3 separate regions of the Mus musculus genome follow, and regions 1 and 2 are each linked to region 3. A link is a loop called in an ENCODE intact Hi-C map of the cell type or tissue named here. Cell type or tissue: heart. All regions are shown on one strand. Region 1 overlaps Slc12a8 (solute carrier family 12 (potassium/chloride transporters), member 8). Region 2 overlaps Slc12a8 (solute carrier family 12 (potassium/chloride transporters), member 8). Region 3 overlaps Heg1 (heart development protein with EGF-like domains 1).

Region 1 (8,000 bases), 110 kb before region 3:
ACCCCAGGAGATAAGAGGCCAGCTTTTCCTTTCTCAGGGAATCCTTCAGGCTGAGAGTTACACAGGCCAGGCCTCTGGGGGTGGGGGGTGGGTGGGGGAATCTGGGGCCACAGTGGGTGGGACCTCTCTAGTCCCCAAAGCAGGGCCCTAGTTGCCCCTGGAGCTCCTGGCTCCCTGCCAGGTCTCCCTGCATCCTTGGGATAGTTGTGAAGCCAGCACAGTGTTAGAATCTGCCCTGGGCCCCTCTCTCTGGGATTCCTACCTCACTGAGAAAATGTGCCAGGCTGTTGACAGCTTAAATGTCCAGCTGGGACAGCACTCCACATGGGATCTGGCACAAGCTTGGCTGCCCCAGTAGCTACTGCTTTCCTCTCCTTAAGGTGACGCTTTCTTCTTAGAGCCCAAGTCAGGCTTTGTCCTCATTTCTGGCATTTTTTTTTTAAAGATTTATTTATTTATTTTATGTATACGAATGCAGTGTAGCTGTACAGATGGTTGTGAGCCTTCATGTGGTTGTTGGGAAATTGTATTTTTAGGACCTCTGCTGGCTCCAATCAACCCTGCTCACTCTGGCCCAAAGGGTTATTTATTATTATACATAAATATACTGTAGCTGTCTTCAGACACCCCAGAAGAGGGAGTCAGATCTCATTACGCATGGTGGTGAGCCAACATGTGGTTGCTGGGAATTGAACTCAGAACCTCTGGAAGAGCAGTCAGTACTGAGCCATCTCTCCAGCCCCCAAGTACTTTTAAAAACAGAGGCCATTGGTCATAGAAGGCACAATTTGGCTGTTAGAAGCCATCTTGCAATAGGAAACGTTCAGCTTCCCTTCCACAAGGAAGAATGCTCAGCTCAGAGGAACCAGGCTGCTCTTTCAGAGTGTAGAGGTGGCAAGGGTTCAGTTGCTGGACACTTAGTCACTCCCCCATCAGAGCAGAGCATCTACCCCTCCTCCTCTGGCCCTTCATCCCCTTGGATGCGAGAATGTGTGTATGTGTGTGTGTGTATGTGTGTGTGTGTGTGGGGGGGGGTTGGTGGGGGTGTTACTGCTTCCTGGCAGCCTGTCCCGCTCAGGGTGGAGGCCTTCCCCAGGGACAGAGGAGGCTCCAGGCTGCTTTCCTTGGGTAATCTGGGTGGACCCTGCAGGCCCAGCCCCATTTCACGTTTCCCTTCTGGCCCCTGCTGAATGTCCAGCCCTCTCTTCATGTTTTCTCTCTGGGTGGAGTCTCAGACTTGGAGACCTCATTCACTCCTCCACAACCCCTCCTCGAACGACCAAAGTTACCAGGGATGAGGCTAGAGTGCAGGTTGAGGGCTGCTCCCAGCTCACTGCCCAGAGTTCCCTGGGGCCTCTTTCAAACCTGTCCTATCTCCTCTTTCTTCTCTGCAGGCCCATTAGCTGTACACACTGGATATGGTCTATCCTTTTTAGGATTTTCTTTGAGGCCACCTCTTACTCTGAAGCCAGCCTCGAACTCTTCAAGCACCTGCCTCAGTTTGAGGTCCCCGGCAAGCCCCACCACATCCAGCTCAAAACACTCTTACTGGACACCTCTAATTGTCCTGGGCAGGGGGAATCCATCATATATGGCCTTGGCAGTATCTGGGGTTTCTCTTCGTTTGACTCTTGCGTCTTCTAAATATTCTGCTTCTGTCCTGCACACTAGTGTCCTTCGTGGTTAAAGTGGCTCGGTCTCTGTAAGTTTACGTGTGCATCCTGTGGGGTCTGAAAAAATGATGTTTCTCTGGAGTCATCACCACCTCTGGCTCTTACAATCTGCCCACATCCTCTTCTTCATAGAACTCCTAACCTTGGACGGAGGCGTTTGATAAAGATATCCCATTTAGGACACAGTGTTCCAGAGCCTCTCACTCTCTGGATGGTGTCCAGTTGTGGATCTTCTTGTCGTTGGCTCTCATCTACTGTAGGAAGAGGCTTCTCTGATTGGATGGAGCGATGCTCTGATCTGTGGATATAGCAAGGTGTCATTTTATTGCTATGTTGTTGTTATTGTTTTAGCAGAATAATAGTGTTATGTTTTCGCTAGGGACCATGACCGAGGAAGCCTCAGGTTCTTGAGCATGGTAGCAGTGTCACACACGGGAATGTACCAAACGCCACTCCTAACCAGGAGCTGTTTGTAATTGATTACTTTCTGGGAAAGAAACAACAACAACAACAACAAAACAACAACAACCCAGTTTTCTCCAATGGTGTGTCACTAGGAATATCAGCCACATTCTAGGTAGGCCTCATGCCCAGGAATTATTGGACAACATAAAAGTCTCTGTGGTCTTGGTTTGCGTGTGTGTACTTTTTGTTTTATTGTGGTATTTTTTGTCTTACTGATTTTTTTCTTTATTTTTATCTGTTTTGATTTTGTGGTTTTGTTTGTTTTCCTTATTTTGTTTTTGTGTTTTATTGAGAAAGAGAGAGAGAGAGAGCGAGAGGGAGAGAGAGAGAGAGAGAGAGAGAGAACACAAAGTTGGTTGTGGGGAAGAATTAAGATAGAGAAAAGAATATGATTAAAATATATTGTATGAGAATTAAAAAAAATACAAATTTTAAAAATGGCCCAGTCAAGCAGACCATACCCCTGCCCTTCTTCCCTCTTTTCATCTCTCATTATCTGCACTCAGGAAAACCACAAATCACTGTTGACCCAAAACCGTGGAAGATAAAACCATTCAAGGCCCTAGACAGGTTGTAGCTGCGTTGGTGATGCTGGTTGTCATCTGCTGGTTCCCAGTGGCAGGGCAGGAGCTTCGGGGCAGTCTTATGCCTGGACTAGATCTCACACCCAATGCCCAGGCAAGAGGAACCCAGCTGGGATCTCTCCCCAGGCCATGCCTCCCTGTGATCAGGATCCCAGAGTGGGGCAGATGATAATGCTAAAGCCCAGGCTGACAGGGTCCCTGCTGCTAAGCGCCTCTTGCCCCTTGTTGCCGCTGTGAGATGGGCACTCTTTGAACACTCCTTTTCCTCACCCCTCTGTCAGGCTATTTTAGATGTGCCCGAGTCTCTGTCCCCAGAGGATGACAGGTAGTGTGACACTGGGCTCTCATGGATGTCAGTCCAACTCCACATCTGAGGGGGTTGGGGCGGGGGCTTAGGACCGGCCATACGCTGCTGGAGGCTCGAGTAGTACTTCCGGCAGTGACTGTACTGTATTTCCTTCTTCTTTGAGGATCTCAGCGTGCTGAGCCCTGGTGGCCTTCCCTTCCCCTGCCAGTGTCCCTCGCGCCCCTCCCTTCGGGGCTGTTTTGGTGCCTGTGTTTTCCCAGAACCTCGGCCTCTCCTTTCCTTTTCCTTGCATAGTGACTCTTCCTGTGATCTCTCAGGCCCCACCCTCCCTCAGTCTGGGGGGCGCCGCTGCCTCCCTTCCTCTCTCCAAGCCCTTCCTCCACTCTTTCTATTCCTGGTTGGACCAGACTCTCTCATTGTCCCTTCCCAGGAAAGGCTTGTCTGGCTGGTCCCTGGTCCCTGGTCACCGGTAACTGATTGCAGGGTGGGGGACCTGAGCTCAGAAGAAAGCGGGTGATGCGGGAAGCTCCGCCCGCAGCCCGCAGCCCACAACCCACAGCAGCAACACCAGCAACGTTTTTAGAAGCCTCATTTTCTAAGTTAGTCCACAGTCACAACGGGACTCCCTCACCAAGGGCTCAGCTGCCCGTACTCAGTTCACCAGGGTTTGTGTGTGTAGCGGGCTGGGTGAGTACTTACACTACAGATGCCACAGGGTGTTTCCCAGCAGCCACCGCGTGGCTAGGTCTGTGAGCCTGGGCAACTGGTACCCAAACCCAGATCAACGATTCTTACATCACCGCTAAAGGCATTTACCACGGGAAGAGGAGACCTTCCGTCTGCACCCCCCTGAGGAGGTAACACTAAGCCCCCAAGAACTACAGCCTACTGACAACTTCAGGGGAGTGACCGGAATCTGGGGAGAAGTTAGGTCTTTCTACACACAGGCCTGCAAGGGCATCCCTCTGCCTCTTCCTGCCTGGGCCTGTGAGGATTTGTTTCTCCCACCCCTCCCCCATTCTGCTTTTGGTCTTTAAAAGTACACAGCACAGAGGGGCCCTGGAGTATTTTTACTCGGTGGATTCAGAAGCAGATGTTCAGGTCAAGCCCAGGCGCATTCACAGGCAGCAGCTGCAGGCTCTCAGCATCCCAGGCACTTAGGCTTGGAGATGGCAGCTGACAGGACCCAGTTTTTGCAGCAAGCAGTTACCATTTGGGTGTCAGGAAGCAAGCTTTGTTTGGGGGTGTAGCTCAAGGCTAGGGCACTTGCCTCGAACCCTAGACCTGCAAAAACAGAAGCCCCAAACATAGTGCATGGGGAGTCTTGAATGCAGACAGACCTGGAATCCCAGCAGGGTTGGCTATCCTCTCAGCTGGGCCTCTATCAACCCTACTCGGTGCCTCTGACCTGTGGTGCTCCACAGGACATGCCTGCCTTTCCCAGATGAAGTCTGCCCGAGGGAGACACCGGTTTCTGAAGCTGAAGAGGACTGCTCTGTGTGGGAGGCAGAGTGACAAGCCTCAGTCTGAGCTGTCCCAGGATATTTATTACAAATCCTGAGAGGGAATCAGAATGAGCAAGCGTCAACAGGCTTAGGAGGTGTGTGTGTATGTGTGTGTGTGTGTGTGTGTGTTTGTGTGTGTAATAAGGCCAGTCTCAGATACTCCTTTTCATCTGAGAGAAAAATGGCCTATATGGGACCAAGCAACCAGGCCCAATGCCCTGTCCCCATGAGCTTGGTCAGAAAAACTATAGATTATCTCCCTAGGCCCCAAATTCTAGACTCAAGGCCACAGCCTCAGATTTCACTTCAGAACCTTACTGAACCCCTCTGGCTGTGTTGTGGGTGATACCCCTCCCTAATTAAATGCTATTTATTCTCTTACTCATGACTTTCTCGTAAACGATTCTAATCATTCTGGGAAGCAGGACAAGTATACACGGGGAGAAAGAAAAGAAGATGGCACATTTGGGATGCCCCTCTAGACACTTGGCCTTCGCGTGGGATCATTTCCTGAAAGATACGACTTTTTCATAATAAGTAGATTGCCTTCAATTTTTTTTCTTAACTGCAGGAATTTTATAGGAAAAATTTGAAGGAGAAGACTTGCTGAGTCTAATGGCAGATGTCAGGAACCTGTGCACTGGGGAGGTGGAGCCAGGTGGGTCAGGAACTCCAGGCCAACCCAAGCTACGTAATCAAATCTATCTTGGGAGGGAAAGGGCAGATGAAGAAAGAGAGGGAAGCAAAGAGGGGGAAAGAGCTAGATCCCAAGGAGGGAGGACAGACAGACGGAGGGAGAGATAGATCTGCCTCAAGGAGGGAGGAGGGAGAGACAGAGAGGATAAGAATTGCCATAATTATTTATATAGACAACCACAGTTAATATTTTGTTTTTTTTGAGACAGGGTTTCTCTGTGTAGCCCTGGCTATCCTGGAACTCACTCTGTAGTACAGGCTGGCCTCAAACTCAAAGGCATGTACTACCAGGCCTGGCATAGATATTTCTTCCATGTATAAGTTTATTTTTAATATTTAAAACATTGGAAGTTTTTATTTATTTATTTATTTTTAATTAGCATGCTAGGTATTAGATAAGATTATGGCTTGTCAGTTTTCTGCGCTACTAAGTACTGTGGTGGTTTGCTATGATACGGGTCCTCATGCATGCTGGGTAAGAGTGACACTCTGAGCTGTACCTCAGCCCCATTCTCCTCCTGTCAATCAAAATTCTCGCCTCCTGCGTGGCTGGGGGTTACACGTCTGTGCCTCCAGGTCCGACTTCAAACATCTTCACTGACATCTAAAATATCTCAGTTCTCCATAGTTAGAGACTTAGATCTTTCCCCACATTCATATGATTGCAAGAAAGCATTAATTATCTTCGTCAACAGGTTCTTTTCAAGGTTAAGATTATCTCTCCAAGAAAGGCTAAGAATTAGACTTATTCCAGGGCAGAGGGTCAGGGCAGCAGGATTGTGTGTGCCAGGGAATGTGCTCGTGGGCGTGTCAGTGTGAGTGTGTCAGTATGAATGTGCCCACGCGTGCTCCTGTGCCCATAGAAGTGTATTTGTGAATGGTCTGGTGTGAATGCGTGCTTATGAAATACCCTCGTGTATAGGTGTGAGTGTGTGTATGTCTGTGCGTCAGTATATGTGTGTGCTCGGGTGTAGTGCATGCTTGTGAGTGTGTCAGTGTCTTTGCTGGTAAGCTGTGTATTAGTGTATGCTTCTGCGCCACCGTAAAGATATGCTATGGACATGTTAGAGCTGCCTTTCTCATTGGCCCTGGAGAGGCAGCCTCGAGGCCTCTCTCTGCCTTGCCCAATTTTCTCAGCCTGTAGATGTGAGGGGAAGAGGTAGAGAAGGCTTCCTAGTCGACCCGACTAAGCAATCTCTCAGGCTAGGCAAAGCTCTCAGGCCAGGGTCCCAAAACCCTTCGAGTTCTAAGACCTCCTTGGAGGCGGTGGAGAGGAACCATGTGGAATGAGGTGTTTATGTGCTGTGGGCTGGCCTGCCCCGGGGTGCACAGCCCTGGCTCAGCTGTGCGTCATCTTGGCCTGGCTGAGCCAAGCTCCAAGGCTGCCCTGGTTTTCTCCTCAGGAAGACTAGTCTGTGGGGTCAGCCAGCGGGTAAGCTAAAGTTAACTTAGCTTGTTATTGCTTTTTGTTGAAGAGGGGAGGACCAGCTGTGAGGAGGCCAAGCCATTCAGAAACCCGGTGCTTGGGATTTAATATGCCAGAACAAAGTCTATATTCAGCCAAGAGAAAGCAATTGACGATGATTTGAAAGTGTGGACCGGACTCCCAAAGACTCCCTGTGTATCTTGGAGCTTCATAATTCTCTTGAAGAATATTTTTCCTGTGAAGTTATGACTCCTGGAAGCCGAAGAAACGCACAGTCTCCTGGGAGCCGAGGGAGCTCCCTTTGTGGAGGGGAGGTCAATGGTGGGTGGGGGTGGACCAGGCCTGCAGCTACGGTGGGCTCTGTTCTCAAGCTCAGCTCTGGGGCACTGTGGTGGCGGGGGTGAGGTGATGCAAGCTAGCAAGTTCTAGGGGACAAGACTGAAAGCCAAAGCGGAATATTTGGGGTGTCTCTGAGCCAAGAATGCTTCACTTGTGTCTCAGAGTTCCAAGGCCTGCTAGTACATTCACATATGCTGTTCAAGGTGACAAAGAAGCAAAATGGATTGAAGGCACTTGAGAGACGTTGTTTAGGTTGATGTACCAACACATTTAAAATACTTCGAAGAATTCAGACCTCAGATGTTCTTGTAATAAAGTAGCTTGAGAGTGAGTGCTGCAGGGGCCAGAGAAGGAGATGTACCCATGGGATCTATGAGAGGAGTCATTTTACTGTGAGTCCTATTTGGTCTACCATTTTACTGTGAGGTCTACCTATTGTGGGCCAGGTAGAGTGGAGGTGTGCCAGAGTGGATGTTTCACCTCAAGAACTATGGGTGGGTTGAGCCGGGTGTGGTGGCGCACGCCTTTAATCCCAGCACTCAGGAGGCAGAGGCAGGCAGATTTCTGAGTTCCACGCCAGCCTGGTCTACAGAGTGAGTTCCAGGACAGCCAGGGCTATACAGAGAAACCCTGTCTAGAAAAACAAACAAACAAACAAACAAACAACTATGAGTGAGGGGCTGGAGAGATGGCTCTGTGTGATTAGGAGTGAGTTCCTGCTGTCACAGGATTTAAGTTCGGCTTCCGGCACCCATATCCGGCAGCTTCCTAATATCTATAGCTTCAGGGGATCCCATGCCCTCATTTGAACTCCATGTGAATAGACTCATGTATCCACATAAATAAAATTAAAACAAGCATTTTTAAAACAAGGACTGTGGTAGAGGCTGGGGACATAGCTCAGTTGGCAGATCAATGTTCTGGCCTGTAATATCAATAAGTTGGGACTATAAGACAAAACAAAAAAATGTGGTTCCATAGAGACCTAAAGTGGCTAGATTTATT
Region 2 (8,000 bases), 130 kb before region 3:
GACACAGAGCACGGTCAGCTTAGTTTTTCATTCATGCTGGACACTTGCTACAGATATTGAGGCTTTCCCCTGATGTCATCTGTCCTTTAAAAATATATATAAAGGAGTAATACATCCATAAAAAATCCATTTTGATCTAAACTATATACTCTATTTCTTTGTATAGTTTCCTGAAATTAAATATACTGCAAGTGCTAGGTCCTCAGCCTTCCTTAACCAACTGCTATAACCACAGAGATAACAGAAGTTTATCCTCATGTAGTTCTGAAGACCAGACGTCTGAATCAAAAGTGTCTTGGGGTCACTGTCCCAATAAATCCCTAGAAGAGACTTTTTCCTAACCCTCCTCCAGCTCCCGGGAGCACAGTTGTCCCTTAGGTGTGCCTGGTCACTCTAGTCTCCGCCTCTCTCTCTCTCACATGGCCCTGTTGTCTTTTTACTGTGTAGTCAGTATTTTAACAAAATAACCTCATCTCTACAAATAGAGCCAGCCTGATAATCCAGGCTGACCTCCTGTGGAGATCCTTAGGTCTGTCTGTAAAGCCCCTTTTCCCACGCGAGATCACATTTGTAGGTTCTTAGATCTAGGGTGAAAACATACCTTTGGGGGTACCACTCACCCCAACACAGCATCACCTTTGATTTGCTTTATTTTCTGTGGCCAGTTCCACGTAGAAAATGCTCTGCAGAGCTTCCAGATGCTGCTGGTGCTGTCCCAGGGCTCCCCTCATGGAGCCTGTCTCTTCAGCCTTGCTTTTCCTGGAGAGGTGATCTCTGCTGGGTCCCAGCTGGTATGCTGGACTCTACCTCTTTGTCTAGGTCCTGGACCCTATCCTGTAAGTCCCAGAAAATGTAGGTCCCCTTCAGCAGTGATTGACATTGGATCACAAATCCTAAGTTGAAAATACTTTGGAATAGAATTGTGACAACATTTTGCTTCTCTGCCTCGCACCCCACAGTCTCAGGTATTTGTGCTGTTCTGATTAAGGAAATTGTAAATTATGCATATGCGTGTATCTGTGAACATGTACGTGGGTGCCCATAGAATACCGGAAAGGGCGACAGATTCCCCCAGAGCTGGGGTTACAGATAGTTGTGAGTCACCATGTGGGTTCTGAAAACTGAACTTAGGTCCTCTGGGAGAGCAGCCAGTACTCTTAACCACTGAGTCGGCTCTCCAGCCCCTAAAACAACAACAACAACAACAACAACAACAATAACAACAACAACAACAACAACAACAAAAATCTATCAGCTTGTTACCTTCAATTTGGGGGTTATTGCTATTTCTTTTATAGTGTCTTCCTCCCACCCACATTTTTTTCCTATTTTGTAGTGTTTAACTCAAACTTTTATCAGGCTAGCCTTGAGCTTATGATCCTCCTGCCTCAAATCCTGAGAGCTGGAGTTACAGGTATGTACCCCACAGCCACCCAGCTTCCTTTGTTTGTTTGTTTGTTTTTCGAGACAGGGTTTCTCTGTGTAGTCCTGGCTGTCCTGGAACTCACTCTGTAGACCAGGGTGGCCTCAAACTCAGAAATCAGCCTGCCACTGCCTCCCAAGTGCTGGGATTAAAGGCGTGCGCCACCACTGCCCAGCTTGTAGCAACCCTTCTTTAAAAACAATTTTAATTTTTGCAGTTTAGGTTACCACCAAAAAATATTAAATGGAAAACTGGAGAATTAACTGATCAAATTAATTGACAAACAGTTCATAAGTTTCCCAATTATTCAGTTTCGCTGTTGTTAGTCTTTTCCAGGGCCTACCTTATAAATTAAACTTCATCATAGGTGTGTGTGGGAAAGAGCAGGATTTAGTGGGATTTGCAGGTTTGGGCATCCCAGGGATCTGGGGATCATTTGCCAATGATCCCCAGGAATAATTGATAACTACAAGAGTTGGATAGTAGGTTTGAATGTTTGTCATTTAATTTTTAAAAAATTTTAAACTGTGTGTGTGTGTGTGTGTGTGTGTGTGTGTGTGTGTGACGTTTGTGTGCTATATCCCTCTGTCTCAGGATGTCTCTCTGTGTCATATTCTCTTTGTCCTGACTTTCCTCACCACCTCTGTCCCTGGCCACCAGGTTATTTGCCATGTAGGCTGGCAGCAAGGGTCCCTCTTTCTTTCCCGTCTTGTCTTTCCCTAGCACACACCTCCCCCTAAGACACAGTGTGGGACTGTACAAAGATGAACAGCATGACTGTGTAGACATGACACTCTCAAACATTTGTCTCAAAGCCCCTAAAATGCCTTGGGGGGGGCACTCATATTTCATGTATATAAGACGAGTCTCATGCCAAAACGATCATAATGCCATGAAAGTCAGGCAAATAGAGAGAAAATGTATTTTAGAAGATGAAGTAACACGAGGTACATTTTAATGCTAGTTTCTACATTTTTAAAATGAAACTGTGAACCGCCAAACATAATCCCTTGGTTATCCGGGCAGGCATTTGCCAAGCTTCTGTGACAAGCCCACATGACCATGGCGCACTGCTCCGCGTGGTGTCTGAGTCAGTCAGCGGGACCTGGGATAGGCTGGTCTCCAGCAGGCAGAATCCAGCAGGCAGAAGCTGCTCCGTGAGGCTGGGGTCTTGTATTTGGCCGATGAAGGGCAGAGTCACAGCATGGGAGCTAGGAAAGGCTCCAGCGATCTTGCCTGCTTCTGCTCTCAGCTGAGACGGCTCTTCCTGAGCTTCCATTGAGCTCTTGGTCGCCACAGGACCTTTGCTCAACTCTGATTCCTGTTTGCTAATTTGTTCGTTTTGGGTTTTGGTTTTTGCAGGGTCTCACTGTCCAGGCAGAACTAGAACTCACTCTATAGCCAAGGATCCTCTGGAACTTCTGATCCTCCTGTCTCCACCACCCAGCTGCTGGTCTTAAAGACATATCTTGTCACGCCTGGTTTTATCTATGACCCATTTTGCACATTGGTCATGTACCTATTTGAAATAGCCATTTTTCCTTGATTCTGTGAAATAAGTCCTTTGCTCTCTTCTTGGTCTTCCTAGTCCTCATATGGTCAGGGGAGCGTGGAACTCAGTTCCCTGCTGTCAGTGATCAGGGGAGCACAGAGCTCAGTTCTCTACTGTTGGTGATCAGGGGAGCACGAAGCTCAGTTCTCTGCTGTCAGTGAGTACTCTGGGATTTCTTCATCATCACCGTTGCCCTGCTTCATCTGCCTCCCTAGAGTTCTCCAACCCAGCTTCCATATTGCCAGTTCCCATGGTCTACACACCATCTCAAATTAAAGTCAAACACCCTCTGGCCCTTCATTCATTATCTCCATTTTTCTACTTTTAAAAGTTAGGATTAATCTAATTATCTCTTAAAAGTAGAATTGTCTTTTCTTCACTGACAAGTTCTTATGTGTGAGTAATATATCTTGGTCATATCCACCCCCAAGACCCCTTCTAACAACCCTGAGACATCCCCGACACATCTTCCTCCCACCCTCACATCCGCTCTGGCTTCTGTATTGCTTTGGCAGCCCACTGAAGCCAGTTGTTACTTTCTGTTGAGTGGTGACTCCTGACTGTGTTGGCCTGGTCTTCTGCCGGTGGCCATAGCTGCTGTGGGTTCCCGAGTGTATTGATCGTGGCATGTCCAGAGGACAGTGCCCACAGTGCTCCTCCCCACCCACAGTACTCCTCTACACTCACAGTGCTCCTCCACACTCACAGTGCTCCTCCCCACCCACAGTGCTCCTCCACACTCACAGTGCTCCTCCCCACCCACAGTGCTCCTCCACACTCACAGTGCTCCTCCCCACCCACAGTGCTCCTCCCCACACCTGGGGCCTTCAATTCTTTCTGCCTCATCTGAGATGGTGTCTCAGCCTTGAGGGTGGGATGGAGGTCACATAGCTGTCCCATTTAGAACCGAGGACTCACTCAGTCATCAGTTCAGTCTCTTTGACCAGTTATGCGTCTCTGACCAAGATTACAGGGAGCACTGGTCTATATGTGTCACTATTTAGAAAGAAGCCTGACAATATGTCCACTTAGCAAAACCACACTGTGACAGATGCTGGGCAGGGTTGCTTCCCACCTCAGAGACGCAGAAGCAGCAGTCTGGAGAGAGGAGTAATTTCTAGGAACCCAGGCTTCTGCGGTCAGCCCCTTGCTGGTCTAGCAGAGAGGCAAAAATCTGAGTTATCAGACTTAGGTTCCTGTGTAAGGCCTATGCCCTAAGGCATGGACTTTTGCCTAGGTTTATAGTATATACGTGAGCTCTGTCCTGTGGAGCAGGGTGAACACGAACATTCTGGCTGCTCCTCTGGAGTGTGAAGTCAGCCCACATGGTGGCTAAGAAGGACAAGGCTTGGATCTTTCAGAATTGCTCAGCACTGGCTTACAGAGACAGGCAGTACATATTTGCATGGAGAGAGCCCACGAGGAAAGGTAGCCAGACTGCATGGCCTTTTTTGTCCCTGCAGGAGCGGTCGGCTAGTCTGTAGCCGCCATAAGGGAGGCCTCCATGCCCTTACTGTGAGACCCCTGTCTTGCACCCCATTTTTAGCACCCTGCTTCAGTCCTGGAACGGGAACAGGGGCCAGGTTACCACTGTGGCATTACCTTCCCAACCAGCTCCTGCCCCTTGTGGTGGACACCAACGCTGCAGGCTTTGTCTCCAAGTGGTTTCCAGGCTGTGGGGCAAGGCCTGCCTGGAGGGCCGGCCTTGCAGTGCCCTCCGTGGCCTCTGTGTGGAGTTGCAGTCTGTGTTCTCTCGGGACCTCTGGGCAGGATACCTCGCCCCAGGGCAGCTCACTCAGCCCTTCTCCCTTCCACAGTCCTAGGAGGAAACACCCACTCCTGTGTGTGGATTGCTTCTCCAGAGCTGGTGTTTATGTTTTTGTTCACCAAGGACTGTCATGCACACACTCTCAAGTGACACTGGACAGGGCTGGGCAGGGTTACTTGAGAGATGCCGAAACAGCAGCCGGGAGAGGGGACGTTGGTTCTGAGAGCGCCGCTGTGCAGCTAGCTCCCAGCTGGTCCAGCAGAGAGAGGCAAAGTCTGGGAGTAGGCAGAGAACTATTTCAATGAGGGCCTGACTTTCATTCCAGCCTTGGTCCCCATGGCCCTGCCTGCCCCTAGCAGTGCTGGCAGAGTCCGAGGGAAGCAGGGAACACCCTAAGCTCTGGTTCAATGCTAGACCTCTGTCCACCTGTATTTTCAAACTGCATGGGGTTGGGGATCCCTGCCCGGTGTCCTCTGCTCCTACAGGCTTCCGCATGGCCTTCTTCAGAGATGGGCAGTGAGGTGTAGTGTGGGACAAAGACTATGGGTCCCAGTGTTCTGCTCCCAGAAACCTGGGGATAGAAAGTCCCCTAACCCATTGGTCTGGAGTGTGCTGAGAGCATAGCGCCCATCTTTGTTCCAAACCTCTCACTTGACTGGTGCTCAGCCAAGGCTTGAACTCACAGATCTTTGCTGTGTGTGTGTGTACATATGTACGTATTTGAGGAACCGGGGAGAGGGACACTCTATATGTATTATCCTAGTCACCCTTGAAACACCTAGTGGGGGCCGTGAGGTAACAATGCCCACTTTATAGACAAGGGAGTGGAGACTCCAAAGAGCTGGTCCAATTTTCCTAGATTGTGTAGTAAGTGGCTTGGCTAGTATGACCTCAGAGGCGCCATGTGCCATCAGGTAGAGGTAGGGTCTCTATACTGCTTCCATTCTTTCAGATCAAGAGGGTCTGAGAGCCTGAGTTCTCAGCCAGCCTTCTCTTGTGGGGGTCAGATGGTCAGAGCCAAGCCCCTAGAGGGGTAAACAAGAGATGAAATAGAAGCCTGTGAACAACACCAGGCAGGGTGGTGACAAAGACATGCTCTCCCAGTGCCACTAGGAACTGAGATCTCGGACAAGCTCAGCCAACAAGTGCTAGATTCAGGTCCAAAGTCCGGCAGGTTTATTGTCAGGCCACCGAGGTCACTCCCCACGTAGCCTGCCTCTCACCCCTGGGTTCTCCAGCAGCTGCCTTCTTCCTGGAAGGCGGGGTGATACAGCAGGTGGCTCCACACTGGTCCTCTGCATTGAGCCCGAGGGCAGTCCCACCTCAGCGTGGGTGAGCATTTCTGCCATTCCTTAGCATAGTTCCCTGACAAAGATGCCAGCTGAGAGTGGGCAAGGAGCACAGCTGGGTCAGGGTAGCAAGCCTGCGGGATCTGAGGCCGCGGTAGAAGGGGCATGGTGAATAGCCTTTATTTTTGAGACAGCATCTCATTGTGTAACTCTAGCTGGGTCTGGATTAACACTATGTAGATCAGGCTAACTTTGTACTCAGAGATCTACCTGCCTCTGCTTCTGCCTCTGAGTGCTGGGATTAAAGGTGTACCACCAAGATGTTTTTATTATTATTATTATTATTATTATTATTATTATCATCATCATCATCATCATTATCCTATCTTCTGTTTCTCTTTTATCTCTCCCCATACTTGACTTGCCTCCCTTTCTGGTTTCCTTCCCTTCTCTCTTTCCTTCTATCTTCATGATTGGATCCTTGAAATGAACCAGTGTATGGGAGTTTTTGGCCTAGCCCAGATCATTCATTCCTATTGCTGTCCTAAATCCTCTTGGTACCCTTTTACCACTAAATATATATGTTAGTGTGTTTAGCCGAAGATGTGACCCCTGTGACCCCTGTGGACAAAGGTAATGAGCAGCATTTGGGTGACTTGGAAGCAGGCATTGCGGATGATTTAGACTTGAGGAGTGTGGTCATTCATTTATATTGGATCTCAGCAGATGCCATTCACCACGGAGGGCTAGTGTGACAAGTTCTTGTTATAGACACTGGGACAGAATCTGGAAGCTCATGGATGCTCAGGGAGAGATGAAGTTGGGCCTGCCTGGATGCCCTTACCTGGTCCCTCTCTTCAGAACCCTCATTTGCTTTGACAGTGATCTGAGGCACACGGCTGGGATGTCATAGTGGGACTGAGGCTTCAGAAGAGTCCCAGTTGCTGGAATTGTCCCTTAGGTGGCTTGTCACAACAACGTGAATGCTCTGGGGGATAGGGATAGATACTGTCACGTCTGTGTCACCCAGCACCGGGCTAAGGCCTCAGGCAGGGTTTGAGACTCTGTTAATTGGGCAAATGAAGGAATCAGAATGTGGAGAGCCCTGGGGAAAGGTCCCGGCCACCCTTGGCCCCTTGTCTGCAGACCTGGGTGGCTGATCCTCCCCAGGCTCCCCCCAGAGAGGCGCCAACCTTCCTGTTTTGGCAGTGGCTCTCAGGTATTCTGTCTGCACAGGCTCAGCTGGCAAGGGATTTCACAATGCCTTCACAGAGGGCCCGGCCCTGGGTGGAGACCGGTTACAAGTTCAGTCAGACCTTCTTGGGCAGAAGGAAGGAAGAAGGGTTACAGCTGAGAGAAGCCGTGGCTTTGAATGTCTTCCTCCTGGATTTTCTTGTATGTAAGGAGTGGTGGCGCTTAAGGAGGCGCTGCATATTTGATGAAAGAGTGGAGAGGGGGGGATGGGTCACTGGGAAATCGGACTGTATATCCTACCTATCCCAGGTCAGTACTGTATCTGTGTACTGTCACAGCCTTGGATAACAATACTATCTCCCCCTCCTCCCTCCCTTCTTCCGTTCCTTCTCCCCCTTTCCCATGTGTCATAATACCCATATCCGTATGTAAGTAAATCAAACCAGAATCTAGACAACGGGGACAGGGAGTCTCCTGCCTTATTCTTTCCAACTGTGTAGGTCTGAAAGGAAGGCGAGGGATCTGGGGATGCTGAGAGGAAGTCAACGGAGCAGGGATGTTGGCCAGACACTCCCATAGATCAGCTGGAGTCTGGCTGGGGATCTGTGGATGTATGTTATGAATAGGCAGTCCAGCATCAACCCGAGGGGCCAAAGAACAAAACTGGTCTGACTTAAACAGACCCTCCTTTGCTCAGAACCAGACACCAGGCAAGGCAGATGAAGGATTGTGGGAAGGGAATGTCAAATGCCGCTAGCCAGTTGTTTCTCATCA
Region 3 (8,000 bases):
TGAGTCTGGCTCATAGCGCTCTATGTGCGCTCCAGTTCCGTGCATGCCTCTGGAGTATCTTCATTCTCCTTGGCTGAATACATATGTACGTAGATAGGCAGCACCTTTTCTTTATCTGCTTCCTATTGACAGCCGTCTAGGCTGGTTCCATATTAGCTCAAGACTCTACGTAGAGGTTATCATCAGTCAAGGCCAGAGGAGAGAAGATGTGGGGATGTGAATTGGGATTTCGAAATTATCATAGACCACAGCCTGGGAAGGGAGCTAAGGCTGTTACAGAAGGGCCTTAGAATCCTGCCCTGTCCATGTAATGGAGCCACAAGCCTTCGTGGCCTTAGGGAAGAGACCAGTGTCTTTTGTGTGTTCATGTTTACTTGAGCCTGGAGATGGGCCTTGCTGACAACCCCTGGCAGGTCTCTGCCTCACTTCAGCCCAGAAGGTATTCCGGAGCTTGTGGGAGGAAGGCTAAGAAGTATTAAATCCTTGAGTTTGGGGGAATGGGCTAAAATCAGGACAGGGCTGGAGTAGAGGCTGTGGGAAATGGAGGGTGAGAGAGACAAAGGCCTTTCAGGGGGACAACAGGAGAGCCCAAGGCTGCCAGCCAAGGAGATGCTGGGAGGGGAGAAGAGGGGAGGGGAGGGGAGAGCAAGGGAGGAGGGGGAGGGGAGAGGAGGGGAGGAGAAGAGAGAAGAGGGGAGGGGAGGGGAGGCTATCAAGAGGACTTGTTCTTCAGTGTAAGGAGGTGTCTCCTGCTGCAGCTTTTCACTGTAAAGACCCATAGGCAGCAGGTCCTAGCAGAGGAATTCTGCAGTGCCTTGATAGTAGGGACCTGACCCAGAGAGAAGCCAGGTCAGGTTCAGCCTGGAAGGGCAGTTGTTGAAGCCACATAGGAAGAGGAAGCTAGCTTTGCCTGGGTGGTGAGCACCCAGTCTAGATGACAAGAGGAAGAAGCAGTGACCCAGGCACCAGCCAGGGCGGGGAGGCACAGTGGGAAGTGGGGTGGTTTGGAAACTGGCTGTGGTCGGAAGAACACTTCAATACCATACTCAGGATAGCCATGAAACCTGGAGGCTCTCCCTCTACCTGTGAGAATAAGCTAGCGCGTTTCTGCTGACACATCCTTTGCCCTTGTTAGATCCAGGTTAGCGTGAGCAGGGAGACTGGGGAGGAAGTGGCTGGGCAGCTACCACTCCGTTTTATTTGAGCTGTTTAGTTGGGACGGGTAGGGTGTAAAGTGAAGCCTGCGTGTGGCATGGTGAGTGTGGGTGGCATCCGATGTGGTATCCCTGTAGCAGATTGGTCAGTGAAATGGAGAAAGACAATCAGAAAGATCTACACTTGATCTTAGCCAAAAGGCCGAGAAGCGATGATCAGAAAGATCTAGTGCCCGCTGATTCTCCCCTGCAAGCCGACCACCCATGTCAGGAGCAGCACCCACCTACTTAACCCAGAAGCCCGATGTCACCCTCTACATGTCTTCTTCCTTGGCCTTCTACAGGCTGATTGTGCTTCTGAAATACACCAGGACTCTGCCCTCTGTGTCTCCCTTGCCCTTTCCGTTCACCCCATCCACTCTTTCCCACTAACGGATGCTCAGGAAAGCCACAGTGATCTTCTTAAAGTGTGATTCAGGTCACCCGATTCTTACCTTAAAACCGCTAATAGCTCTGCAGGGCGACACTACTACCTTTCTAGACTCTGATGCTAACTAAGTCCGCTTGCTTCTCAGAGCAGTGTTTTCTTTTGCTTTGCTGTTTTTGAGGCAGCGTTCCACTATGTAACCCAGGCTGGCCTTGAATTTGGGATCCTGCCCCCTTACCTTCCCAAGTACTAGGATCACACGATCATAACCAGTAGTCAGTGCGTGTGTGCATGCATGAATGTGTGTGTGTGTGTGTGTGTGTGTGTGTAAATGCGAAATTTACTCCTGTCTTACTCTATCTTAGAGGCTTGACACAGGTGTCCCTTCCTGTAGCTCCCCCATCACAAATGCATTAATATGTCAGTGTTGGAAGGAAGGCAGGTTGGCTGTGAGGACTGGATCCTGAAGGGCCAGGAAAACTGGAACAAGGTCACACTTCCTTTGCATGCCCTAGAGGGACTGTAGCAGGGCTGTACCCCATGCTGTAGGGCTAGGACTACCAGATCCCTTAGGGAAATAAAAGACCATCTGCTAAATCCACAGAGGCTGCTAAAAACAGAAGAGTTCTTTCTGCTTTATATTTCAGCTCTAGGGTCCTTGAACTTAGTAGCATTATGTTACCTTTTGATCACGTGGAGTTCTTGAGGAAAGCATACAGGTGAGATAACACAGGAGAAACATGGGCTATCTCCGTGTTTTTCCTTCCTGGGACTGTTGGGGCTAGGGGGCAGGGTGTAAAGGGGTGCTCTGATCTTGCTCAGGAATCCTGGGATATCTCTGTGTGAGGAAGGAGCCGGGCTTCTGGAGGTGAAGAAGTGGCTTTGGTAAGCTGACGTATGTCTCCTCAGTGTTTCTGGTAGATTGGGAGGTAAAGGCCAAGGAGGAAGATGAGTAGTGTGACTCGGCGCTCAGGGGTATCCTGCTACCACCATCCTTGGAAGCATCCGGAGTTTCAGGAAAGAGTAAAAAGTGCGCAGAAGAGAGTGCTGGGCTGTTGCCTGGAGGGATGAGCTTTGGACAGGGTTAAAGCCTCTGTTTTCTCTCCCTGGGAAGTGGGAGGGGTTGGAGTAACTTCATTTGGGGAATAGGCTTCATTCTTAGAGCCTCTGGAGCCACCATGGCATTTATTGTCACCATAGAGTAAGACTTCCAGTGTGTGACTAGAGTCCTGCTACCTTTACTGGCATCGACCCCAGCTGGTGTCCAAGCTCAGTGGCAGCCACTTGCCAACTATGGGACTTTGAAGGTTTCGCTTCTTTGTACCATTGTTTTCTCATCTCTTAAGTGGGCAATTAAAGAGCCCTTCCCAGGGAGTATATGGGCCATCTGCCCTGTCAAGCCCCCAGCTCTGGGCCCAGCAGGAAAGCACTATAAATACTAGAAGTTCTTCTGCTGCTGAAACTAGGGCTTGTTTGCACTGGGTACACTGTCTTACTTTGGTTTCTGCTGTTTTGGGTCAAAACCACATTGGTGAGGAAAGGGTCTATTTCATCTTACATCTTATGGTCCATCACTGAGGGAAGTCAGGGCAGGAACTGAAACAGACTGTGGAGGAGTGCTGCTCACTGGTTTGCTGGCCTGGGCTTGCTTAGCCTGCTTCCTTATATGACCCAAAACACCTCCTTATGAGCAGCACTGCCTACAGGTAACCTGGGTCCTCCCACCTCAAATGGTAATCAAGAAAATGCTCCTATACACTTGTCCACAACCCCATCGTCTGATGGAGGCAGTTCTTTTGACCAGCCCAGTCTGATGGTGGCAGTTCTTTTGATCAGCCCAGTCTGATGGAGGCAGTTCTTTTGATCAGCCCAGTCTGATGGAAGCAGTTCTTTTGACATCTCCTCTTTCCAGGTGTGTCTAGGTTTGTGTCCGGTTGATGAAATACAATCAGCACAGACACTGTTGATAGCATCCTGCTATGCACACAGTCGTCCACTGGGTGTTTTAGCGGACTGGGTACCAGTTCTAAGAGCAAGAAGCTCAAGTCTGCATCCTAGAGACCGCTGGCCTTCCTCTATTCCAGAGCTCTGCCATTCTCATTCATCTCATCCCTAGAACTCTCCACCCTTAGCCTTAAACAGAGCAGAAAGAGCCAGATTCAAAGCCAGAAAAGCTCAGTGCAGCCATCCCTGCCTGGGACCTCTGAGATGGGATGGGATGATCCCATAGGAAGCGAATGGGATGGGAAGAAAACAGTCACGTGAGGTGGGGTTGTGCAGTAATAAACCTCTGAGGAGCAGGTTTGCCGCTCTGTGTGCAATGGGCGTTCTCCTAGGTGGGAACCTCTGGCGGGTCCTTCTTTTAAGCATGTGTATTTCATTTTTAATTATGTGCATATGTGCATGTCTGTTTTGGTGTGTGCATATATTAAACATTGTCAGACTTTGGGGAGTCACATGAGCAGTAACAGAAATGCTGGCCTAAGTGTTGTCCCGATGAGACTTCTCTGAAGAGGCTCATACCCTCATAGGTGAGGTTTGTGGCTTGTAGGAAATTATTTATAGTACAGGCTTGCCTTGTGGTCATAGAGTGCTGTTTGTTGTGTGTGGTGGCCCCGTAGAGAGATGGCAACGGTGGCTCGAGGACTCTGACATGGGTCTTAGCCCCTTCTCTGTCTAGCCATGTGGCCGAGGGGTGGGGAGTGGGGGCAGGGGCGGGAGCAGGCTGCTTCTTAGTGTCTCAGGGTTATGTTAAAAATGGGGCTATTAGGAGCAGAAGATATGGCTCAGTGGTTAAGGGCACTGACTGTCCTGCCAGAGGACCTGGGTTCAAATTCCAGCACCTACATGGCACTTACAACTGTCTATAACTCCAAGATCTGACACTCTCATATAGACATACATGCAGGCAAAACACCATTGCACATTAAAAAAAAGGTAAATGTATTTTTAAAAAAATTTTAATGAGGCCATTAATATCTTTCACACTCCTTAACAATTGTGACTATGATGGCACCCATAAACACAGTACTGTGAATGAAGACCTCCGGCGTATCATTTGCTCTGGACCTGCCCCCACATTTGTAAAACAGAGATAACAGAACCCATCCTGTTGATTTCATGGTTATAAGCTTGAAATAAAACCACATGGGCATGCTTTGTAGACATGTACACACTGTTTATTATTAATGCTGTATCAGACTGTTAGTCTAAGGCAGGGCTTCATGAAGGTTGACATGGCAGGATGAGGAGACAGTCGGAAAGGAAGAGGAGAAAAGGAATGTTTGTAGTCAATGTCAGCGGCCTTTTTAAATGCTCTGTCCCTTTGTCCCTTCACTTGTCTCTGGCTGCTGTGACCAGTCCTCCCTGTCCCTCTCTCCCTCCAAGAGAGGCATCCTTCACATCTCCCTTGGCCTTCGGGCCGCCTCCAGCTTAACCCCAGGGGTTGTTTGGGCAGTACCGCCTGTGAGCTGTAGAATCTCTGAAAAGAGCCATGGGATTGCGACCAGAGAGTCGGAATGTGGTCAGGTTGGTGAAAGTTGTCTCCCAGGGCAAACGTGTGGCCCTAAGGGAGAAGAGCTTTATTTCTGGGTGCTTCTGGTGTTGTCTCTCAATGGGACGAGGCTCTGGAGAGGCGGTTAGTTCTGAATTGGTTCTAAGAAACAGCCAGGTTTTGCTAGAAGGCAGGAGGAAAGCAGATAGGACATGCTAGGCAGGGAGAGCTCCACCGGTCTTCAGGCCTATAGACTCTATAGGGCAAAGATGGAGGGGGCAGCTTGCCTTCACCTGCCTTCTCTGAGCTTCACTCCTCTCAGTAGCTCAGGCCTGTCCCTTCTGCTAGCTGCCAGATGGTCACAGGTTTAAACCCACAGGTAGCAGTTACAGATGCGATGTGACATCCCTTCTACCCAGCTCCCCTAATTGCTCTTGGTGGCCCTTCCTCCATCTCCCACCCATCTGAACTGCCATCATTTCTGTACTTGACTTCTCTCACCTGCCAGTAGTTATCCACCAACTCTTCCTCGCTCCTTGCCGCCATCCTCTTCCCTGCAAGTCCCAGTGGAACACAGGCTCCCCTCATCTGTGGGCCACACAGAGCAGCATCCTCCTTTGGGCTATAAAACCTGTCTAGATCCCAGTGTCCTTGGTGACCCACCCTTGGAGCCCACCTAGGGGAAACCTGTTGGTCCTATTTGATGGAAGTGTGACCTCCCCACTCCTCTTAAAGAAACTTCTTAGCAAGCTGTGTGTGGCAGCACATGCTGTTAGTCCCAGCTTGCGACAAGTAAAAGCAAGAAGATCCATATGAGTTCGAGGCCAGCCTGGTCTACAGAGTGAGTTCCGGGACAGCCAGTGCTAGTTAGAGAGACCTTGTCTCAGGCTATGTAGAGAGAATTTGTCTCAAAAAATATAAATAAAGAATCATGCCTGGTCGGGGTCCATGGTGGGGGGGGTGTGTCCCAGAGAGAGCTGATGACTCTGTTCCCCAACCCCCTTCCCGCCTCCTCCTGAACCCTGTGTCTACCAGGGTCTACTCCATTCATTTTCCAACAAGCATAAACAAATTAGATTTCTACCATTCCCTGGAGGCCAGAGCCACTTCACAGAGGTCTAGGAATACGTTAGCTGCAGAACTTAGAAAAGCTCCCCACAAGGGCTGTGTAAATGTTGGAAACCCTAGCCCCAGGTCCCGCTCACACCCAGGCAGTTTCTTCCTGCCCCTTCTCGGCCCTCCTCTCTCTCCCCCTCTTCCTCCTCGGAACCAGGATGTTTTGCCTTGCCTCTTCATTGTTTCACTAACCTGGCAGGTCTCCTTTGGTGGAGCCCTGCCACAGCTTCCTCTCTGGGTGTGAGCTAACACAGGGAACACACAGGAGCAGAGGCCTGCTCTTGCCCTGTGCCTTCCTCAGCTCTTGGCCAGGCATGGCACAGGCTGCCAGACTCGGCGTCCTTCCAGGGGTCCCCCTTGGCTGAGGAGCCTCTGCCAGCAGCCTTTTCATGTGTTTTTCAAAGGATGAGAGGGGCAGAGAAAATGCAAGGATAGGTGCCCTTCCAAAACAAGGTAGACTACCCATTGCAGAAAGCTTTTATGTGTTCTTATTTAACTGAGTGGGAGTCTTCTGGCCCTCGATCCCAGGACTTTCTCTTGAGGACACACACGTGCTCGCGTGCGTGTGCACACACACACACACACACACACACACACACACACACAGTCCCATGAGTTGCTTTTCTCCTGACCGAGTAGGCTACTTCCCTCCATCGTGATCCTCAAGGGCCCCTCCTGGCCAGTTCTGTTTCTGGGAGGCTGACCCTAGTCTTACAACTCCAGGCTAGTCCTTGTCCTAGCCTGACTGAGTTCAGATCTCCAGATCTGTCTCTTCCTGAGAGGAAAGGACACGGTAGTGAACAGCTGACAAAGACTGGCCCTCATGGGCAGCGAGGGTGGTGTGCCTTTTCAACTTGACACTCTTCGTCAATAGAGCCTGCCCCAAGGGACTTTAAAAAAAAAATCATCCTCAGACCTACGTCCAAAGGCTCTGTGATGTGTGTGATTTTTCTTAGGGCTTCTCCTTTTAGGATAAGAACAAGGAACGAAACAAAGGTTCCTGGGAGTCCTGGACTATCCACATTTACGGCTGAGTCTTTTGTTCACACAAACTCATTTGGCTCCCAAATGTCCTCCACCCAAAATCATTACATCCGCAGCAGCAGTTCAAAACACAGCCTGGAGTGGCCGAGCAGGCCTTTCTGGGGAGATTACAACCACTTTCACACACACACACACACACACACACACACACACACACACACACACACACATCCAGGTTCCTGCCTGCCCTGAGAGTATCCCACCTCTGGCCATCCTGTCTGAAATCCCCCTCATTTGAAGAGTTCCTGGGAAGGGGAAGGCCAGGAGACTCCTCCTGGGGAGGGCCTCGGCAGCTCTGGGCAGAAGGAAGGCTTTCCAGCCCCAGGTTTTGCCTTGCAAACTCCCAGGGGCACCAGCTCTGCTTCGCTGAGCTTCTCACACCCCAGAGGGACTCAGTTGACTTATTTACACAGCTCAGCCCTTACAGCAGCTCTCCCTGTCTGACTCATCCTTGTAGCCTATGGCTGGTGTTCAGTAAAAATATATGTTCTGGTTTTCAATGCGGCTAAATATACCCATCATAAAAGTTACCGCTTTGACCATTTCCAAGTTCCAGTCAACAATCACAATGTGATTGCACCCGTCACATTCATCTGCAGAGATCTCTCATCCTAAACAGAAACTCTTAAGTAATCGTCCCTGGCCTCAAGCCCCAAGTAACCTCTGGCCCGCTTTCTGTCTCGATGAAGTTTTCATTCTAAGTACTTCACGAGTGGAACCATACAGGGTTGGTCCTCTCGTGTCTGGCTCAGTTTGCTTATGCATA

The links. Peaks named below come from ENCODE experiments on the same cell type or tissue, not always from the same donor. Only the 100,000 strongest peaks of a DNase experiment are listed, where the experiment ranks them.
Region 1: it touches region 3 in a loop (2.0-fold over the local background); 7 of 42 quality-filtered maps call a loop at or near these places.
Region 2: it touches region 3 in a loop (2.3-fold over the local background); 10 of 42 quality-filtered maps call a loop at or near these places.

Annotation. Positions count from the first base shown.
Region 1 is chr16:33,580,871-33,588,870 of GRCm38, forward strand. The region is part of intron 4 of Slc12a8 (solute carrier family 12 (potassium/chloride transporters), member 8); the gene reads left to right. Among named protein-coding and RNA genes, the nearest start is that of Slc12a8, 67 kb to the left of the region's middle. In heart, a CTCF peak has its summit at 3,208; DNase peaks (open chromatin) are centred at 91, 1,161, 3,331, 6,641 and 3 weaker places; H3K4me3 peaks cover 1,416 bases; H3K27ac peaks cover 5,813 bases.
Region 2 is chr16:33,555,795-33,563,794 of GRCm38, forward strand. The region is part of intron 4 of Slc12a8 (solute carrier family 12 (potassium/chloride transporters), member 8); the gene reads left to right. Among named protein-coding and RNA genes, the nearest start is that of Slc12a8, 42 kb to the left of the region's middle. In heart, a CTCF peak has its summit at 4,612; DNase peaks (open chromatin) are centred at 3,557, 4,697, 5,667 and 7,267; H3K4me3 peaks cover 570 bases; H3K27ac peaks cover 2,886 bases.
Region 3 is chr16:33,690,578-33,698,577 of GRCm38, forward strand. The region is part of intron 1 of Heg1 (heart development protein with EGF-like domains 1); the gene reads left to right. Among named protein-coding and RNA genes, the nearest start is that of Heg1, 10 kb to the left of the region's middle. In heart, a CTCF peak has its summit at 3,575; DNase peaks (open chromatin) are centred at 964, 6,334, 6,904, 7,514 and 3 weaker places; H3K27ac peaks cover 3,544 bases.